2 separate regions of the Homo sapiens genome follow, and region 1 is linked to region 2. Evidence: read pairs that join two places in POLR2A ChIA-PET (ENCODE). Cell type or tissue: GM12878. All regions are shown on one strand.

Evidence for each region. Peaks named below come from ENCODE experiments on the same cell type or tissue, not always from the same donor. Only the 100,000 strongest peaks of a DNase experiment are listed, where the experiment ranks them.
Region 1: POLR2A ChIA-PET joins it to region 2 with 7 read pairs; 2 of 35 experiments call an interaction of 5 or more read pairs at or near these places.

Annotation. Positions count from the first base shown.
Region 1 is chr1:42,260,882-42,268,881 of GRCh38, forward strand. It overlaps FOXJ3 (forkhead box J3), which reads right to left. Exons shown (of 13, transcript NM_014947.5): 4 at 4,234-4,308. Among named protein-coding and RNA genes, the nearest start is that of FOXJ3, 70 kb to the right of the region's middle. In GM12878, no CTCF peak of the experiment used is centred here; a DNase peak (open chromatin) is centred at 70; H3K4me3 peaks cover 452 bases; H3K27ac peaks cover 541 bases.
Region 2 is chr1:42,001,693-42,009,692 of GRCh38, forward strand. It overlaps a transcript of HIVEP3 not described here. Among named protein-coding and RNA genes, the nearest start is that of HIVEP3, 87 kb to the left of the region's middle. RefSeq lists an enhancer at 717-796. In GM12878, no CTCF peak of the experiment used is centred here; a DNase peak (open chromatin) is centred at 4,556; H3K4me3 peaks cover 645 bases; H3K27ac peaks cover 3,550 bases.

The sequences.
Region 1 (8,000 bases), 260 kb after region 2:
ATAGTCAGGTGGCCTTCATGTGGTTTTAAACTTCTTAGCTATTTTCTCAGTTCTATTAGAGCCCACTGCTACTAAGTTTAGATAACTGTTGAAACTAAGCCCTATAATCCTTTAGTTCCTTTCAAGTCAAAGATCATTTCTCTGAACTGAAGAAAGGGAAACAAAATTGAGAAAAGGTTAAGCTGAAAAGCAGAGAAAGAAAATTATATTTTTTAAACTATATTTAGCCAGTAATCTGCTTTTCCCTGATGTAAATATTTACCTTTAAGATAATTAAGACACATGTATGAATTACACAATAAGACTTATAACCCAAAGAATTTAAAAAAAAAAAGACAAATATAGAGAAAACAGAACTAATGAAAAGAGAAGAGACAAAAGACGGGATTTAAAAAATGGAGATAGACTGCAGAATGTATAGACAGGGTAAAAAGGGTATAATCAAGAGAAAAGAAAAACAAATCTGTCCCCAAAAAAGCAGCAAAGTGGATGCAAAACTGAATTTCATTTTGTGTGTGTGTGTGTTTTTTTTAATAAAGTGGTAACATAGCTGCTTGAAATTAGTTGTAAAGAGGTGAGAAAAATGAATCTCAGACCACCAATGTACATAAAGGGTACCAAATTTTAAGGGCTTTTACGACACAATCTTCTTGAAAATGAAGGATTAAGTAAGGAATAGATAGCCACATAAAAACATCTATGATTCAACAATACACTTCAAGATTAGGTTGTTCTTCACACCTCTCTGGTAATACAATGAACAGAAAGCTGTATCGTGAAAATACAGAGAAGATGCTATACGAGCTACTTCTACCTCTTGACCTAAGTCATGGCAGCAGCTAGCAAAATCCTAAGGGGTTATAAAGTCCGTCCCATACCCAAGACCAAAATCTACTCCCACCCCAACTTCGCTCAATGGTTTTCTCCCACTGTGGTGAGGGTGGTTTTGGAAAAGCTCCTCAAATGTCAGGAAACACTGTAATACAAAAAGAAACAACAATTCATAAGTACCAAAACTTAACTAACATTTTGGTCTCCCTCTCAAGGAAGACTGATATCATGGAAAAAGTACTAATCTAAGAACTAAGAAACCAACTGTGCTTTGCTTGTTCAACATTCATTCTAAGACTTTTTCTGTAATTCCAGGTGATTTGGGGGGTGACGGGGTGAACACCAGGCCTACTCTCTCTGTTAAGTGTTACTCAGCTGGTGGAATATAAACCAGAAGCTGCTGAAAGACATACTTGCCACTAATTGGACTGAAAATGAAGCTATCAGAGAAGTTAGCACAACTAATGGATGAAGAGACATTCCTGGTGATATAATTTAAGAACCTGGCTCCAGTTCTTCCTTAAGTACTTTTCCCTTTAAGTTAGTTTGTATTGAGTTTCTGTGACTGACAAGTATGTCTGGCGAATATGCCTGGGTTCTAATTCCACAATGAACCTGAGCAAGCTGTTCCTCATCTACTGGCCTTAGTTTCTTCTTTTATGAAATGGGCTTGAGCTGAAGTCTTCAAAGCTTTTTTAAAGCAGTGGAATTTTGTGTTTTCTTAAAAAACAAAATCTCATTTTGAAATCAAAAATAAAAATGACTTTATTCACATAAATGTATTTTATAAGACCAAATTTACATCTATGTCTGACCAAAATCAAAGAGAAAAATGTATTTAAACCTCGCTTTGTGGCCAGGTGCGGCAGCTCACGCCTGTAATCCCAGCACTTTGGGAGGCCGAGGTGGTCCTATCACTTGAGGTCAGGAGTTTGACACCAGCTTGGCCAAGATGGTGAAACCCCATCTCTACTAAAAATACAAAAGTTAGCCAGGCATGATGATGTACACCGGTAGTCCCAGCTACTCAGGAGGCTGAGGCAGGAGAATTGCTTAAACCCGGGAGACGGAGGCTGCAGTGAGCTGAGACTGCACCACTGCACTCCAGCCTGGGCAACAGAGTGAGACTCCGTCTCAAAATTAACAAACAAATAAACAAACAAATAAAATAAACCTCACTTTGAGACTGAAAAGAAAAATTACTACTACAAATGTACTTTATAAAATCAAATGTATGATATTTACTTATTATGACCAAAATCAATAAGAATGAGGTGTTTTAATACATACAAAACCTTAAAACTGAAAACTACTGGTAAAAGATGAAAGCTCTCATTAGCCTCTCAGGACTCAATTTATTTCTGTATTTTGTTTTAGTTGCACATTGAGAATCCTGATTCAAAAAGAAGAGTTGCAAAGAGTAACATGTTTTCCATATCTGTCTTACCCCATATATTAAAGATGAACAAAAGCTTAAACTTCTACACAAAAGAAAAATACCTGACATGACACATTTTTAAGAGTCTCCAATTGGTTAAAATCAAGTACATGATAGAATTAAGCATTCATGTGTACTGATTTTTAATTTTTTTTAATTATTTCAAATTCATTTAAAAATCCAATCAGAACCAAAATGTTTACAGAACCCAAATAGTAACTTCACAGGACTCTAGTAAATAATCTCTGAAGTCTCTTAAAAATATTTTTCAGTCTGATTCATATATACTCATTGCCTATAGGAAATGTGATAAAGAATTTATTTTTAAAATCTAATTATCTTTTTGTAATAAGCCTCCTTTCCTTTAAAGGAAAAGGTGCACCAATTCCTATTCAGAATCTCAAAGTTAAAAACATAGAGAAACAATTTCTTACAAGACTATTATAATAATCTGTTCAATCTTACTGAGAACCAACTTGACGGAGCAGACAGATGATAAAAAGTGCTATAAAATGTTCATTACTTCAGAAAAACTGCCTAAAGATAGAAACGAATAACTCTTCATCTCTAACTTCAAGAAGTTAACAGTCTAACAGAGGATACAGTATATTCATTCATTCAACAAGGGTGTCTCCTCAGTGCCATCAGCCACTGTGCAAGCAACTGGGTCTAAACAGTGAACAAGATACACATGAACCCTACTTGCATAAATTTAGATTTTAAGGGCAGTAGATAACTAACAAAGAGCTTGAAAAAAAGAGACCATATGAGTAGGTTAACTTTTTTTTTTTTTTTTTTTTTTTTTTTTGAAGATTGCTGCCTACTATGTGAAAGTTAATATAAACTGGAGGGATCGAGCCCAGCCATTGAGAGTCCAATTAGGAGCTACTACAATGATGACGGTCGCTACAAAATAAAAAGAACTCAAAAGAGGGAGCAACAAATTCAGCTGAAGTATGGGGAAACAAAAAAGCCTCAGAGAAGTCATGTTGCAGCTCAATACTGAAAGATAAGAAGCAGTCTAGACAAGTAAAGCAAGGAAATTTGTACAGAAGACCATATGAATAGCATGTTTGGAAAACTTCAAGTAGTTCTTCATGATGAGTCTTGAATGAGGTGAATTATAGCTAGAAAGGCAGATTGAGAAAAAAACAGTAAAGAATATTTTACAAGAAGAGAAAGTAAACACCTCCTGGACACTAAGGAATACTTTTAAGCAAGGTGCTTACATGACCAGGGTTACATTTTAGAAAGATTCTTCCAAAATCAGTTAGCCTAAAAACAAATATAAGAAGTCTAGCCACCTAAACAAGCATCGTGCTTCCCAATAAATACACTGTCTCAAAGTCCTAATCTAGTAACTTACCTTGACAACCAAATACAGTACAACCAAGTACTCTTAAGTTTCAGAGACCAAGCAACTAGGACCAAGTTCAGGTCACACTATAGTTGACTAGCTATTAAAACAACAAAAAAAGGGAGGAGTCACCATAGAAAAAACGCTAAAAACGTGAAAAATGCAGTGGTGTCAGGAGATAAGAAGAGTCAAGTACAGAATACTCTTCTTGATTACACTCAGAAATGGGCTAATAACAGAGAAACTGTTTTATTCCAGTGTAAGAATACTTCCACTTTTTGCCAGTTACACAGAGATGCACCCCTTATATGTAATAATGAATTATGGTTCCTGACAAGCAGCTCAATCACCAAATTTAATTTAATACACAATACTTCAACCAAAGATTAGATTAGAAACAGCAAAGTACAACAGCACTGTGGTGTGCAACAGCTATACACTAGTTAGGTTCCCACAGCTTAAAACTCTCTAACAAGCTTTAGAGCAGGGTGGGGGAGGACTTACTATTTTGCAGAGGTTCCTATTCAATGAACTGGAAAAGTTCTTAATTCAAACATGACAAGTGACATACTGAAGAATTCAACTGTTTTAAGAAGATGAATCCTACCTTTCCAGGGTCATCCTTAGATCGAGGCACTTTAAGGAAACATTTGTTCAATGACAGATTATGTCGTATGGAATTCTGGAATTAAAGAAGAAAAGCCATAAGGTCAATAAAATCCAAAAAACATAACCCAAATTTAAAAACAGAATTAGAAATCTAAACATCTTTATGCTTTGCAAAACAATTACAAATGGAATAAACTTTTTAATCAGCTTAAAATTTAAATCTTTCTGACTTTCAAATTATGAATGCTATGAGGGGAAGCTGTTACTGGAAAATAATTTCTAGAGGATTTCATAAAATGTAATATATGTAGCATTTTAAGTGCTTATGACTTTTATTGATACAGGAAGATGCCTGTAATGTAATGTTAAATATTAAATTCCAAATATAAAATTGGCATATTATGATACATATTATGACTTTAATTGTGGTACTTATTTTATTTATTTATTCTTGGAAATAAGCCAGAATGCAAAATGTAAGAAGTTACTCTACATGAAATTAAAGATGATGACTATTTTCTTCTCTTTACTTTTCTGCAAAGTCCAAATGGTCTGCAAGACACATGTATTACCACTTATTAATTAGTTTAAAAAATGCTTTAAAAAAACATTCACTGCTCTATTACAAAAAAACATATAGAACCCTATTAGGTTCTCACCACAATCTGTAAAAAAGAAAACCACATGGAAAGATACTGGCTACAGGGAGCTGGGAAGAACATCTAAATTCTTCATTGTAGCAGGGAAGAACACCCAAGGTGGGTAGCAGGAAAATGCCCTTGGAAACCTGCAGAGTCTGTGAAAAAGAAATTTGTTCATGAATAGGTAGGACTGTACCCCAATTCTTACAGAATATGCCCCAAAGTCCATTTCTTCTCAATTAAATGCTCCAAAACCCATTCTCAAATTATCTTGGTTTGTTCCCAAATGGCTAGTATTTGGGAGAGAAGAGGTCCAACTGCATTTAGCCATTACTTAGAATGGTACCTTCTGGGATCATATTTTGACATAATATCTGCTTTATTGTTTAATATAAAATTCAGTAGTCTAACAAGAATGCCTATAATAAAACTTATCTCCCTCAGGCACAATATTGGAATTTTAAACGTTTTTAAAAGATGACTACAGAATATAAATTCAAGACCATCTATTACCAAAGCAGAAATTTAAAACTTATGCTTGGGATGTAAACAGCTACAAAGAATGATGCTCTCTCCCAAAGAGAAAACCCTAGGTAAGCTTTAAAAAAAATAAACAAAAAAAACCTATTTTTAAGCCACATCAGAGAGCTCAGGTTGCAAGGCAACCAAACCACATTCCTAAGAGGAGCAAGGCTATTCAATGAGAAACTGGACACACAACTAAATCACCTTTGGCAGAGCACAGGAAAAAGAGATGGCCACCATCCAAGCAGTTAAAAAGAAATTAGCTAAAATTTTAAAGGCCAAGCGTGGGGCTGTCACTTTAGAGCAACAAGAACCCCAGACACGAGAAGTTCCCACACACTCTTAAGCTCTTCTCCATAGGTCTTTACCATGTGTTCCTAAGAAAAAATAGGGGTAGGAAAGGAGACCCAAGAAAGTCTCCCCTAGTGGCATAAACAGGAAGAAAGTGATTGACAGTGACAGGCAGTGAGGAGACAAAGCCCACCAACCTTCCATAGATTTTACAAAGCAAAAAAACAAGTTTGCAGTAAAGGCAGCAAAACCTGTCACCCATAGGACTCTGGCAAAGATTCACTGCTTCTGGGGGAAGAATGGAAACAAAACCCTGGTGCCTCTAGGAAGGGATAGGAAACCCTTACCCAGTACATAGGCAAAGATGTTCTGCTGCTGGAGGAAAAGTAGAAGCAAATCCCTTGAACTCTGGGAGAGGTATAGGAAACTACCTTGGGCCCAGGATCCTATACAGATACCATGTAGAGGTCTGCTACACCTGGAGAAGAGGCGCGAAACTCTCACCCAAAAGTAACTACAGATACACAAGACTAGTCTGGCTGAGGGAAGAAACACTGAAACAGCCCACCCTAAGTTCGAGGGTCTGCATAAGACTAAGGCTGGACCAACACAACAGAGAAAACTCCTTGCCTCTACCAAAAGCATACCACTGAATAACAAGCAAACACAGTCTACTGACAGAGAAGGGACGAGAAATCCCCATGTGTAAAAAGGTGGGCAGAGACAACTAAAATCTAAAGAGATGAAAAAACAAAAAAATCCTACCGCACCCTCTCCAAGCACAAATTAACAGGAGCCCACTGCTGGAGGAATGTAAAGTTTGTGGTATACTGAAGATAAAGACATAAATTTTAAAAAAATCCACATTACTGACAGACAGACTCAATCCCCACAAGAACGGCCTGAGAAAAAAGATGCTTGTCCATTCACAAGTACAAGTACTATTTAACTCAACGTCTACCATTCTTCTACACAGATATCTGGTCTCAGGCAACAATTATAAGACATAGAAAAGAAAGGAAAACTTACTGCCAAGAGATAAAATAATCAACAAAACCCAAGAGAAGACTCAGGTGTTAGAACTATCAGAAAAAAAAAATTAAAATAACCATGCTTAATATGTTAAAGGGTCTAGCAGAAAAAAAGTGGACAACTTGCTTGCATAAAGAGATGGAGAATTTCAACAGAAATGTGAAAACTAAAGAAAGAGACAAATATAAACGATAGAAATAAAAAACATTAAACATGATTAAAGATTTTTAAAATTCCTCAGATGGGCTCATCATTAAACTAGACACAACTAGGGAAAGGCTCAGAGAATTTTGAGGGTAGAGTAACAGAAATTTCCAAACAGAGACTGGCACATTCACAAAGAGCAAAACAAAAACAAAACAGATCATCCAAGAACTGTGTGATGATAAATGCAATTAAAGTCCCAGAAGGAGAAAAAAAAGGAATGGGGCAGAGGGAAAATCTGAAGTAACAGTCAAGAATCTTCAAAAAAATAATGCAAGACATCAACCCAAATATGCAAGAATTTCAGAGAACACCAAGCAGAATAAAGTAAAAATCCACATCCCCATATTAATTACAGTGAAAGGGCTAAAAATCAAAAAAAAGAACATCTTGAAGGCAGCCAGAGAAAGCAGATTATATATAAAGGAATAAAGGTAAGAATTACAGTGGACTTTTCAAAAACTATGCAAGCCAGAAGGCAATGGAGTGACATCTTAAAATACTGAAAGAAAAAAAAACCTGTGCAGTGAAAATATCTCTCAAAAATAAAGGCAAAATAAAGACTTCCAAACAAAAGCTGAAAAAATTCATTTCGGCTCACTGACACTGTTATAAGGAAGTTCTTTTGGCAGAAGTATGAAATCAAACAAAAATGCAGATCACAAAAATAAATGAACAGTGCCGGAAATGGTAAAAAATGAAGGTAGATTTAATGCTTTAAAAAAAACTGTATGAAGATATTCAGACTGTAAAATATAAAAAATAAATTGTATAAAGCAAATATAATTTATTACGGAGTTTGGAACCATGTAAAAGTAAAATGTATGACAACAATAGCAAAAAGGATGGGTCAAAGGAACTGGAAAGACGTGGTTTATAAAATTCTTACATTATACATGAAATGGTTTAATACTATTTGAAGGTAAAGTGCAGTAACTTAAAGATGTTACAATCAACTGAATATCTGCGTCCCCTCAAAATTCTTATGTTGAAACCTAATTCCCAATGTGATGATATTTGGAGGTGGAGCCTTTAAGGTGATTAGGTTATGAAGGGTGTCCTCATGAATGAG
Region 2 (8,000 bases):
AGAATTTTTGGCATCTTTTACAAGCAGCCCTGGTATCTAGATGGTATACACCTGTACAGACATACTGCTTGGTAAAATATTGAAATATTTTGTACTACTTGATAAACAGTCACTGCCTAAGTCTCCGGGGTATCTCACCACTACCCCCACCCTGCCCTGACCCCACTCTCAGGAACCCCAAACATTCCCCATGATCCATCAACTGGGGGGTAGCCCGGGCCTGGCAGGGGACACCCAAGCCCCCATTCCAGCATATGTCCTGCACTTGTTCTGATTGGTGGGCACCAATGCCCCTGCCTGTAATCACTAAAAGTAGCCCCAAATCCCCCTTTCCACAAGCTTTTAACTCACACTTTTCTGATTGACTGCCAGTTCTCTTTAGAAACGGTAGGTCTTTATTTTTAAAAAATAAAATAATAAAATAAAATAAAGGAGAATCATCAGACACACAATGTGACAATTAGCAACTGTCTGACAATGACTCGCTGACGCAGAGGACATCATACCAAGATGGGACCAAATTACCTCCTCCTCCTCTGCCACCCACTGCAGCTTCTATCAGCAGATACCTTCAGAACAGAGGCCCCAGTGACAGGGACCCAGATGGCCCAGCAACCAAGGGAACGGGCAGGACCTTCTCACCTTCCCTGGCCTCTCACAGACACAGACTCCTGCTGGCTGTGTCAGTCGCGAAAGAGTGCAAACAACACCACTCAGGGAGTTTCACCCATCTGCCCACATGACACCTCGGTTGCTGGGAAATCCCTGTACCTGTCCAGGTGCCAGGAAAGATCAGGACTGGCTCTGACAGAGATCTTCAAAAACCAGACTCAAAGGTAGTAGGGTTCCCCATGAACACTTTGTTCTCAACCTTGGCTGCCCCTTAGAATCACTCAGGGGTGCTTTTAAGATATAGATGCCAGGCCCCAGCCAATTCCATCAGCAGATCCAGTGGGGCCTGCCATGGCTTAGGGGACTCCAGATATGGGAACTGCCTCCAAGGGCCAGTCAGATGGACCCCTGGGGTTCCACTCTCCTGTACAAGTCAGTAGCCCAAAAGGGAAACATCCAGACATCATTCTGGCTCCAGGTTCCCCCTCCCACCCTGCCCACATGCTCATACAGCAGATGGAGCTTTGAGAGGTGTCCCCTTTCCACTGGGGGAAAGGTCCTGAGAATAAAGGGTTCTGGCATTTTACCCGCACATGGTAGCTGGACAGTAAGGACAAGAAATACATTTATTCAAATCCTAATATGAGACTGTGAGTTTATTAGCATCATTCAGTATTATCTTTTAGAGATTTCTGGGTTTTTTTTGTTCTAACTGCTAACTAATATTTTTAAATATCTAGAAATTAATATTTAAAGCTGACTTCTCTTTTTTCTTTTTTTTTAATTTTTGAGATGAAGTCTTGCTCTGTTGCCCAGGCTGGAGTACAGTGGCACAATCTCGGCTCACTGTAACCTCCACCTCCCAGGTTCAAGCGATTCTTCTTGTCTCAGCCTCCTGAGTAGCTGGGAATGCAGGTGTGCACCACCACGCTCAGCTAATTTTTGTATTTTTAGTAGAGATGAGGTTTCATCATGTTGGCCAGGCTGGTCTCGAACTCCTGACCTCAGGTGATCCACCCTCCTCTGCCTCCCAAAGTGCTGGGATTACAGGCGTGAGCCAACGTGCCCCACCTAAAAAGCTGACTTCTCAAAAACAATATCATACAAAAGAATAAAACATAATATAAATGAGCCCCTGTTGTTTCTGAGCTGTTTTCCAAAGCACCCTGTCCTTTACTCAGCAAAGAGGTCCTTGTCCGTGCACATCGAAGTCGACTGACAGAGCCAGAAGGGAGAACAGTGGCGACAGAAGACAAACCACCTTGGGAGCAAGTCCCCCAGGCACTCCTTCCTGGCACAGATCCTGAAATCATGCCCCTCCCATGAGGCTGCCCAGATTGGCAGCAAACCAGGCCATTGAGTTCAAGAACCTCCAGAGGTCTCCTTTCTAAAGAAGGATCACATTTCCTGTGCTGCTGACAAGGATTATAAGGTGCAGGGAGGTAAAGGGGCCAAGTCAATAGGCAAATGTCTTTTTAGGGCAAAAAAAAAAAAAAGGCACTCTCGTCACCTCAAGAGTACAGTAAAGAGAAAAAACCTCGGACATGCCTCTGGGGGAGACATAAGCTTGAGATTTTTAGTTAAATTAAGCTGCTGTTAAATGTGTCGTTTTTCTGTCTCACAAATTTTGCCACCAAAAAAAGGAACAAATCAATGCAAATGTCTCAGGTTAGGTACTAAATCCGGGCAGAGTGACAAGGCATCTCATGTTGTAGGTCACCCCTCCACACTGCAACTGCCAAGTAAGGAAAGGAGGACACAACCTCACTGCCACCTCTCCCAGCAAGTCCGCCTTTGCAAAGTGGACACCAACCAGGTGGTGGAGCAGGCCCCAGGCATGACCCAGGAGGAAAGAGGAGAGGAAAACAAATCAAGGAAGCAAATCAGAGAGCTCAGGAAGAAATCAGAAGCACACATGTTCAAAACAGGTAGAGCCCACATCCATCCACTGTAGGCATTCTAAGCCTTAATATGTGGCAAAGACAGCAGGGGCTCATGACTTCTGATTTTCTCAGTCAAGGGCAAAATGTATCCTCCCTATTTTAATAAAAAAGCAAGATTTAATTATGTTTGCACATCCAGTGGTTCTAGAAATAAGGAAGAAAGGGGAGCTTTTTTTCATTACTTTTGTATATCACCGTCTTTCCAAAAACCTAACAACTAGGTGACGTGGGCAGCTGCAACCTCTCTGAGTTACTATTGCATCATGGGGCCAGAATGGTTGCTTGGAAGGCAAAGGGTCAGAACTGCCGACCGCTTGAGCTCCATACTGTATGATCACATGAACTCTTCAGGAATGTAAGTTACTTATATAAAGATATGTTCCCAAGCAAGTTGTCAATACATTATACCTAAAAATACACCATGGAACTATTAGGAAAATCCTATCACCTATTGAGCAGTGGTTCTCAAAGTATGGTAACCAAAGCAGCAGCAGCAGCATCACCTGTGAACCCATTAGAGCTGCAAATCCTCAAGCTCCACCCTGGACCTACTGACTTAGAAACTCTGGGGGTGAAGCCTGGCAGTCTGTGTTTCAAGTCACCATTGTGATCTTGATGACTGCTACAGCAACTCATTTAGTAAGCAAAATAGCTCCTAACAGATGTGTTTCAAATATTAGAGTTTGCTGTAAATATGTCTGTCGCCTAGTTCTAAATCCTTTGCTTCGAACGGTCAATATCTGTTTCAGAGGGGACAGGAAATCCCCACGCTGGCCTCCTTGCTGTCCTGGACACTCCACCTTAGGGACTTTGCCCTGGCCATTCCCGCTGATGGGAGCACTGCCCCCTCCACCCTACCCCATACAGGGCTTGGCTTAAATGTCATCATCTCAGCAAGGCTACCCTGTATCCCTGATTCCCCTTACCTTGCTCACTGTTCCCAAAGTATTTTGCCCTTCTAAAGATCTATATAATTCACTTACTAATGTACAGGGCTTTCTGTATGTCTCTCAAGTGGAAAGCAAGTTGCTGTCATGGCAGTCTGTAATGCCCAGCACATAGTAGGTGTACACACACAGACACACGCACGCACACATACATATATATGTATACATGCACATATACATATATATGACACACACATGTGTATATATATACACACATATGTGTATATATATATGTCTATGTGTATATATATCTACACAGATATATATAATGAATAAATGAGTCAGGCAAATTCCAGGATAAACCTTTGGGTGCACAGCCTTCATTTATTTTGTAAAGGCTCAAACGATGGGGGGCTACCTTTATAAACTGGAGAGAAGTTTCCATCGCCCATGGAGGACCCCAGTGTTGGTTCCCATGCTGCATCTTTCTGAAGATATCTGAATGGTTGATAACCTTGTTTTGCAACCAACATTCAGGAAAGAGTAAGTTGCTGGAATTGCACTATGAATCACTAGTGAAGATGCTGCTTGTAGAAATCTTTGCTATCAGTTGAATGCACTACTCATCTGACAATACTTTCTTTCAAATAAAGCCTTCAACCATGTTTAAAAATTGCACAACTATTAGAGGTAACTAAAATTTAATACTTTTGCTTCTAGCTTAAAGTGAGAAATGTAGAATTGTGCCAAAAGCTGATAATCTCTTCTTGGCTGGTTCAGTGAGAGTGGTTTAGAAGTAAGGTCTCCAGTCTTTCATAACTAGTTTCTTTTTTATGATTTTCCTGGGAATTTCCAGTTCCAGATATTTTTCTATAAAACAGTTCTACACAGATAGCTTTAAGGTCACGACAAGTTAAAAATGAATGCTGACCATTAGAAAAGATCGTTGGATCATTGCTAGATGTTTTCATGCAATCTTCCCCATTTCCTCCAGATGATAAAACCATATGAAGCAAAACTTGGAAACCAAGATATGACAGAAGACCAAGCTAAAAACTACAGGTGTGTCTTTCAGTGTGCATGTGTTGCATGTGTTGGTGTGAGGGGTGGAGGGTGGGGGGAGGCTGAAAGAGACAAGGAAAGAGACAGGGACGAGAGGAACCAATGAAATAAGGTGTGGGAAAGTACCCTGCTAACTGCAAAGCACCAGAGCAGCGGTTCTGAAACTCTCTGGTCTCAGGACCTCCTTACATTCTTAAAAATTACTGCAGACCCCAAAGAGCCTTTGTTTATGGGGTAATATCTATATTATTTGCCATATCAGAAAGTAAAACAAAAATTACTAAAATATTTATTAGTTCATTGTCAATAACCTCATTACATGTTAACATAAGTAACATATTTTATGAAAAATAACTATACTTTCCAAAGCCAAAAAAAAAAAAAAAAAACTGTGAAAAGAGTGGTGCTGTTTCACACTTTAGTGAGTCTCTTTAATGTCTGGCTTAATAGAAGACAACTGGATCCTAAAATCTGCCCCTGCATTAAGTTTGTTGCAATGTCATAGGTCCTGTGACCTCTGTAAAGCTTCACTGTACACCCGTGAGAATGAAAATGGAAAAGGCAAATTGCATCTTAGTATTATTATAAAAGTATTTTTGACCTCATGGATCCCTGAATGGGTTTCTCAGAGACCCCCAGGGACCCCTAGATCACAATTTGAGAATGACCGTACTAGCCAAATGTTATCGACTTATTTCCTATTTAGAGAAAGATAAACTGAGACTGAGAGAGAGGAAGTTCTATGATTTACCAAAGGTCACAGCAGGGAGTGGGAAGGAAGGCAGCATAACTTAGGCTAACTTCTGATGAGTACTCTCAGCATTGGACTATATGTGTTTCCACGTGTACAGAAGCTTCTGCCTAATCTGAGTTTTTCTGAGTAATAAGCACAATTATGAAATACAATAGAGCTGAGTCAGTCAAGTATTCAACTTACATGGACTTGGGTCTATGCCCTCTGCTTACCCCCATCTCCACCACAGCAGAGAGAGAGCCTGATCAATTGCATGTACCATTTCATTGCAAAAGCACATGCCCTCGAGTGACCGTGAGGTAGGGATGTGAATACCCCAGTCCTTCATGAGGCTCACTGCAGTTCTCTTCAAGTGTGAGCATTTTGACATCTTGAGTGGGATTCTAGAGATTAAGACATTTTTGTTCGGTTGGTTCAGTTTGGTTTGGTAGCATGTGGCTTGTGAATGCAAGAAACAACAATTGAATGGGGGAACACCAGCTTTACCAAGCTTATTGAAGGCAGCACAGTCTCTAGTGCTGCAGGTAGAGTATTTGATGGGCAATTTAAGGATTTTCAAGGGTAACTGGCTTTTTGCCATCTCTGAAACTTCACCCTCACTTAGGGGCAAGTCTTCTGACAAAGCTGAGTTCCAGTGTGATAGCAACATGTGAGTGATGGGGAGGCTTGTGATGACAGCAGAGGCGTCTGGGTGATGGGAGAAGACACTGACACAGGTGCAAGTGCACACTGTTCACCAGAAATACATGGCACTTCCACTGGGGCTTCTCAGCTTTGTCGGTGCCAATGCTTACTACTCAGTATTCTACTCCATAATATGCCAATATTTGTACTAAAATGGTTATCGCAAAAGTAATACATTCATTTGCTTAAAAAAATGAGTACGGAAGAGTAGAGATGTCTTACTCTGACTCCACCCCCATGACAGTCCATGCTCTAGAGGTAACATATCTGTTTCTCCCTTTAGTTCTTCTGATGGATTCCTTCATAACTCGAATGCACTTACATCTTTATTTCTTGCTGTATCCCTTTTAAAACCTCCCACGAAGACTCACCTATATTCCTTCCACTTCATCTCCTAGACTCCAAATGTGATTGATAAATTTACATCATATTCTGTTATTGTATTTTCCATGCTTTGTTTTTAAATTGACTCTAAAACATAAAAACTAGTAAACAGCACTGAAAATATGATGGAATGTACAGAACCAAGAAGTCTGACTGAACCCAAAAGAACAAAATGTGATCCTGTCACATGAAATCTGTGCCACTTGAAGAATAATGTTTCAAGTGTGAAGATCAAGTGGACTCTCTGTTCCTTCTCTCCACCAACTGCTGAGAACCAAGACACATTTTTGTTTCCTTTGTATGTGGATTATGACTTTGTATTTTTCCCAGAGTTCCCAAGAAGAAAAAAAGAAAAGGAAAGGCATATGCAGCATCATACGATAAAGCCATTATTAGTTCTCAGCTACACAGTTTCTGTAATGGAATCACTTTCTCTTTGAAGACACTGTGGCTTCTTCTGATTGTTGGCAGCTGCTTTCTAAATCGGCTCCACAATTGTTATACTGGGATTTCTTTTCATTGCCCTACTGGGTTATCATAGTTTGTTGGATCCAACATTTTAACCATTTCTTGATCATTTGTTGTTTGGCTGGAGATATCCTTTAATAGTTGTTCTTTTTTTGGAAAGGCTATATGGGAAGTAAACTTCCTGAATTCTTACATGTCTGAAAATGTTGATTTTACTCACACACTTAATTGTTCACATGGCTGGTACAGCAGACACTACTGGCTGTCACAACATTCATCTACTCCCACCCCAATACTTTTCATAATAACATCTTCCTTTGTACAGGTATTCTCCTTGTCCGTGTGTCCACAGGCAGTGGTCTACCTATTACCCTTACAGTGATTGGTTTAGGAATAGACACGTTAAAATTTGGTAAATAAGTCTTCCAGGAGTTCTGAATAAAAGGCATTCCCATTTTCCTCTGCAGACTGTTATTTCTGACTGTGGTTCCTAGAACTACCGTGGATATCTTGTCACCATAGAGGAGCTAGCCTGAGCACAAAGCCAACAAGCTAAGGAGACGCTGCAAAATAACAGAAGAATCAGGAATCCTGTTATTATTTGTCATTATTAAGCTGATAAATTTACCAACGCTGGTGATGCCCGACCTCTGAATTTCAGAAAACGTGAGTATAGAATTATTAGTTTACTTTCCCTTAAAACTTTGAAAGCATTATGCCATTGTCTACTGGTATCTATTGTATCGATTACTGAAGTAATATGTGAATCTACTTCCTATTTCTTTGTGAATAATGTCGTTTCCCCTGTTGCTGAGAGCTTTTATTCTTCTCTTTGGTACACACAGGTAGGGAGCAGGCAGGTACATCTGGAACTCCACCACCTTCAAAGGAAACTAAGGCATTTAAATGTATTTCCTTCCTAGTGGGAGATGACTTTCCTTTTTACCCTCTGGCTCTACCCACAGGATTTCCTTTTTGTCTGCTGGGTCTACATCAGATATTATTCTGCATTGCTTCCTTGCCCCAATTTCATACTTTTGGATGTCCCTTAGCAAATCATTCATAAGTTTGGAAAACCATTCTTAGAATTCAAATTGCTCTATACACATCTTAGAAAGGAAAGAGCTACTTAGCCAGTGTGTAACTTCATTCCCAGAGTATTGAAATTCATCATAATGTGTCTTGATCTGGATCTGTTCTCATTTA